Linked DNA regions of Mus musculus: region 1 is linked to region 2. Evidence: chromatin loops called from intact Hi-C (ENCODE). Cell type or tissue: left cerebral cortex. All regions are shown on one strand. Links, peaks and the distances in the headings refer to the core of each region. The heading gives the core; the rest is flanking DNA.

Region 1 (2,913 bases), core at 295-2,794, 67 kb before region 2:
GTGGCATTGAGAGTTGGGCCCTGGGGGCAGTCCCCATTGCATGGTTTCCTTGCTCAGGATATGATCCCTCACCTGAAGAGCAGGCCCTGGGGATGGCTCCTAGTCAGCCTCCACCCTGACGGCTGCCTGAGCAGTGAGCTTCTGACCCTAAAATCTATGACACAGAGAAGGCAGTGGGGGTTCTGTGGACCTGGCACACAGTTCCCCATGCCCACTCTATAGTAAACATATCACCCGGACTCTCTCACATACGCATTGCAGGTTTTCATGAGAGAGCATGAGGGTGAACCTGTGCCTGGCGGCCCCACTTCACCTCCTGTCTCTTCTTGCTGTGCTGGGAGAGATGTCCCCAGCACAGACATACTGGGGACAGTTGTAGGCACTTCCATCAGCTAACACTAGGACAGTCTAGGGGCTCGGAGGTTGCATTTCCAGTCTGTGTCCTTAGTAGCTCAACTGACTGCCAAGTCACATGTTCCTTAAGTAGATTTGAGTCCTGGGACTGTGACCCAGATAGGGAGATGAGGACATAGAAGGCCCTCAGATGTAACCATGTTCTCTCTGAACCCAGGCATCCCCCGCAGCACTGGCCAAGTGTGTGTTGGCCGAGGTGCCAAAGCAGGTGGTTGAATACTACAGCCACAAGGAGCTGCCTCCTCGAAGCCTTGGCGCCCAGACTGGAGAGGCTGCTGCCAGCTCAGCGCCATGAGGATGTCAGGGGAGGGAGCAGTACGTCCGTCCATCTATGGCATCTCCCGTGCCCCCAGAAATCCTCAGAAACTGATCACCCAGCCCAGGCCTCCCAGCCCTGCTCCTGTGTTCTGCTGGCCTGCGTCAGTGGCCTGGTCCCCAACATGAAGAGATCTAGGCCTTGTGGCTTGACAGAAATTAGCAGCTCCCCCAGCTCTGGGCCTCCCTGCACCCAACAGGCAAGGAGCAGGGTGTTCTGAAAGAAATGGGGCTGCAAAGATGCTCTCCCCTCTTGCTTGAGGTCACTCTCCTGTCAATCATAGCACCACTTCAGAAGAGCCCTCAAGCCCAGCTTGGCCCAGAGAGATGGGTGGGATCGCTCCTGTTATAATCCTGGCAGCTCAGCTATGGAAAGGGTGGTGAAGGGGTGGTCGACCTGGACAATCTTGCCATTTGATCGTGTGGAGAGAGGAAGTACCCCAAGCCTTGAGGACACCCATATCTGGGCACTTTGTCCCCATAGGTTTCTCTGTCCTGTCTGGTGCCTCTCCAACCTGTACCCACACCTGGAGCCTGCGGGGCCTGGGAGACAGCTTAGGGTGTAATAAAGTATCCCTCATTCTCACAGCCTGTGCCTTTCTTGCTTCAGGGGATCCGGCGTGAATGTCCCTAGAATCAGGCTCACCAGGTCACCCACGCCAGTCGGGATTGTGGCCCTGGGCTTTAGGTGGCCCCCTCAGCTGATGTGTCAGGGAGAAAAAAGGAGCACCAATTTGTCTTGCGCTCAGGACTCACCAAGTGCCACAAGCTGTCGGCTGAGGGCAGCTTCCACCTGTCTGAGTGGGGGCGGGTTTTTAATTGAGATTTCCTCTCAATTATCTTGTCTGAGAAAAACAAATTGTCCCAACCCCGAATCAGACCCACCCACCTATCAATCTATCTATCCACTCTGGGGCTATTTTTAGCTACTGATTCATCTCCTGTTAAGCCCGGATAATAGGCATCACCATGGTAACCTGGCTATGATTCCGGAAGGGCCGGTGGATGTTGGTCTCTTTGGGGACAGAGAGGACACCAGAGAAATGTACCTTCCATGGATATATCGGAAAGGAGACACCAGCAGGGTAGGAGGTTGGGGGCCCAGGGTGTCAGCCACGTCTGACCCAGTCCCACAGTGCAAGAGCCTGACAGTTTTTAGATTTGCCTGGGTTCTTCTCTGGTGAAGCCAAGGCACCTGGGATCCCAGCAGCAGCAGCAGCAGACGAAAGAGAATGGAGGAAAGGCTTATGCACGTTAGAAGAGTCAGTGTGGAGGGCTTGGGATAGCTGCTGCCTGGAGGGGTGAGAGATCACAAAGCAAGGAGAGGGTGAGTTTCTCTCAGCGCTTGAGGAACCTGGTCCAGAAGTGTGTCCTAGACTCTCACCTCACAAGGAAATCATGGCTCGGATTAGTGGAGGGACTTGCCTGGGTCAGGCGCTGGGTGGGGGCAGGGCCAGTACATCCTCGATTGGCCGAGTTCCTGTGTTCACCCCCTTTGCTACTTTAAAGTGTGTGCTGGGCTGGTGAGATGGCTCAGTGGGTAAGAGCACCCGACTGCTCTTCCGAAGGTCCAGAGTTCAAATCCCAGCAACCACATGGTGGCTCACAACCATCCGCAACAAGATCTGACTCCCTCTTCTGGAGTGTCTGAAGACAGCTATAGTGTACTTACATATATTAATAAAATAAATCTTAAAAAAAAAAAAAAGTGTGTGCTATGTGATCTTGGAATCGAGGGGAGCCTGTGTGAGACAAAGCCAATGAGGCAGATGGAATGCGTTCCCAGATGCTGGGGAGCCTCCCAACCTCAGCTGGAGCCTCACTCTCGAGCAGATAGCGCGGGAATGACTTGGGTGAAGAATTTCCAAGTTGGCTGAACTAGGGGTCCTAGAGTGGCCACAGGCCCCACAAGCCCACCCACTGGGACTGACTGGGACCCTGGAGGTTGACTCACGCTATGGGATCGGCCCTTTCTCCACAGGCTCTGCAGAACTGGAGGCATTGGGTGATCTGCCTAGCCAGCACCAGCGTTTAACAGCTGTGGACCTTTAACAGCTTTTGGCCTGAGATGGCGGCCTCTCCATCTGAGGGGGTCTGATCCTTGTTCCTTGTCTGCCAGAGACAAGTATGGCTACTTAACAGGGCTACGAGTGTACCACTGAGAGGTAGGCTTACATTCTGTCT
Region 2 (2,913 bases), core at 286-2,785:
CTCTGAGCTCAGGGAAGACTGGACAAGCCCAGAGTCCCTGTTGTCCGTGCAGAACCACACCCTTTCCTGAATAAGCAGCAGGCTTACCTGGGGACAGCTCAAGACACAGGCATGCAATAAACGCAATGAGCCTTAGTGCTGAGTGGGCACGCTGTATCTCAGCCCTGGGAGATTCTTCTGAGCCTCTGGAGAGCAGATGCTGAGAACGGCCCTGTGTGAACAGGATGTGGGAGCACCTGAGTTCTTGGAGGGGAGGACTAGAAGGGACCCAGAAGTTAGCAAAGGGTCTCACGTAAGCACTGGCTAGTTTGAAAAATCATGGTCCACATTTAAGTGGCTACCTTCCCCCCTCACTGTGCATGTACCACATGCACATGAACCCCTCCTCCCCCCTTACACATGTACTCATGTGCACACAGGCACATATAGATATTCAGATGCATTATACATATCATACACGGGCACATGTATTCTGACGCATACCATATGAGAGTCACACATATCTCTCTGGGTTCTGTAATTCAGATTACATAGGTAATGGGTAACCTCGATCTGGTCCAGCCTTGGCGGGTGGGATCCAGGTAGAATGGGTGCCGGGGATGATCACACAGCTAACTGCGGGTCTTTCCTGAATCACAGGGCAGAGGTGGTCTCCTATGTTACCTAGCATGGTTGAGGATGAGTCTTGTGAATAAACTTATGAGGGACAGCGTTCACCTGAATGGCCAATGACCCCTTTGTGGTTCATGCTGCTGAGATGCTCCTCATGGACACGGGCAAGGTCTCCTTTGTCGAGAGCCTGTCCCTAGGTACCCCACAAAGGGCGCAGGGTATGAAGCCCCCTGGCCATATATCCCTTTCAGATCTGCCTTCTGAAGATCTGAAAAGTGGGTAGAGGATAGCCATAGCCCATGGGGCTGACCACAGGGACACCCCTGCCTGGCTCTGATTGTCTGAGACAGGCTCTCATGTACCCCGGGTGATCCTCCAACTCACTATGCCACCACGGATGAGCTTCCTGCCCTAACCGCCAAGTGCTGCCATGACGGGCACAGACCACCTCCCTTGGTTTATATGGTGCTGAGGATCAAACCTGGGTTGTGCATGCTAGGCAAGCATGCTATCAACCGACGCCAGCCCCGGGTTGGCTTTGAGAGTCCCAGGCTACTCATTTGCCCATGCCACCAAGGAATGAAAGGACAAGGGCCTGCGTACCTCCAGGTCTGTGGGTATTAGCACAGAACAAGACTTGGTCCTATCCGTGTCTGTCACAACCTAGTTCACTAAGTAGCATCCTTTATAGTCTGGTGTAAATGTCTCGAGGAACACCCTCTGACTATTTAGTATCGATTTATAAGGGGAAATGCTTAGGAAAGGGTTCTGTGCTCATTGTCTGGACAAAGCAGTGGGAAAGCTCCCTCTGGTGGACTTCCAGGGTATTACACCCCATTTTGCCAACTGGGAAATAAGGGGGCAGAAGTCCTAAAACAATCCCAGGCCCGAGCTGTCAGGGGCTGAGGGGAGAACCTGAGACTGAGATCAAGCTAAGGCCTTGTCTTGATGCCAGATTGGGAGAACCTTGAATTCAGAGCCAGCAAGACCCCGTCTCAAGATTTCTAGTTGCCTAACGTCATCCTTTTTATGGTTGTTGAGTCAGGGTTTCATGTAACTAAGGGTGGCCCCCAACTTGCTGCATAGCCAAGGATCACCTTGGATGCCCGACGACGTGGTAAAATCACAGGATAGCACCCGCTGAGGTGACACGTCTCATCTGGTTCTGAAAAGCCTGCCGCTTGCCCGTATCCCTTTGTCCTACTTTGGGTCACCATCTTTCTTTTTATCTTAAAATGGCAGGGCTGGCCTTGGTGGCACACACCTTTAATTCCAGCACTGGGGAGGTGGAGGCAGGTGGATCTCTGTGAGTTGAGGTCAGATAGCTAGGGCTATGTAGAGAGAGACCCAGTCTTGAAACAAGCAAAAACTGTGTGTTCGTACATGTGTGTGTGTGTAAGCATAGGTACAACCACATAGAAGCCACCATTTGAGAGTTGGTTCTTTTATCTCCGGCTGTGCCAGTTCAGGTCAGCAGGGTCAATAACAGGCTTTGATCTATCCACCAACCGTCTTCACATCCGACGTTTCCTTCTAAAGCATCCAGGCCTGGACAGGGCACCTGAGGTCAAGGATTCTGCAGGTTTCACACAGTTGGGGGAGAAGCTAGAGCACACCCCGTGGATGCAGGTTCTAATCTTGGTGAACGGGACATGATCTGGATTTTTCTCTATTGGTCTCATCCAGATGAGTAAGGCAGCCCTCTGAGCTGTGAGGACCATATGGGAGGCCGCTGAAAGGCATCTGAGGCAAACCAAGCAAGGTTCTAAGTGAGGCAGACCTTCTTGGAAGGCTGGGTTATTTCACACACTCCCCCAAAAGATCAAGTGTGTTGGGAGAGCCGCCCACAATGCAAATGAACCTACCAGAACTACACAGGCTACCTTGAACACTATAAACACACACACACCACACACACACACACACACACACACACACACACATACACACAATCTGTTAACTGGATGTAGTTAGTTTGTCCCTGACCACTTCCTTGAACACTATAAACACACACACATACACATACACACACACATACACAATCTGTTAACTGGATGTAGTAAGTTTGTCCCTGACCACTTCCTGGAGGCCTTGAACTTGCTAGGCAAGTGCTCTACCACTGAGCTAACCTACCCCAAACCCCAGGAAGTCAGTCTGAAACTACTTTGGGCACAAAGCAAAGCAGAGGAGAGGTAGTTTTAACAATGGAGGATGGTAAATAAACGAGGTATGTGTGGCACCCACATATAAGCTGAACCGCTCGGGAGACCAGAGTGGGAGGACCTTGAATTCAAGGCCATC

What was found. Hi-C counts contacts between places; a loop is a spot of excess contacts. Peaks named below come from ENCODE experiments on the same cell type or tissue, not always from the same donor. Only the 100,000 strongest peaks of a DNase experiment are listed, where the experiment ranks them.
Region 1: it touches region 2 in a loop (2.4-fold over the local background); 8 of 42 quality-filtered maps call a loop at or near these places.

Annotation. Positions count from the first base shown.
Region 1 is chr8:123,133,869-123,136,781 of GRCm38, forward strand. It overlaps Cpne7 (copine VII), which reads left to right. Exons shown (of 15, transcript NM_170684.2): 15 at 572-1,317. The coding sequence ends at 709. Among named protein-coding and RNA genes, the nearest start is that of Mir7080, 5.2 kb to the left of the region's middle. In left cerebral cortex, for the core only: no CTCF peak of the experiment used is centred there; a DNase peak (open chromatin) is centred at 1,660.
Region 2 is chr8:123,201,091-123,204,003 of GRCm38, forward strand. Dpep1 (dipeptidase 1) reads left to right here. Exons shown (of 11, transcript NM_007876.2): 11 at 1-722. Among named protein-coding and RNA genes, the nearest start is that of Chmp1a, 10 kb to the right of the region's middle. In left cerebral cortex, for the core only: a CTCF peak has its summit at 1,426 (motif pointing left); DNase peaks (open chromatin) are centred at 1,432 and 2,437.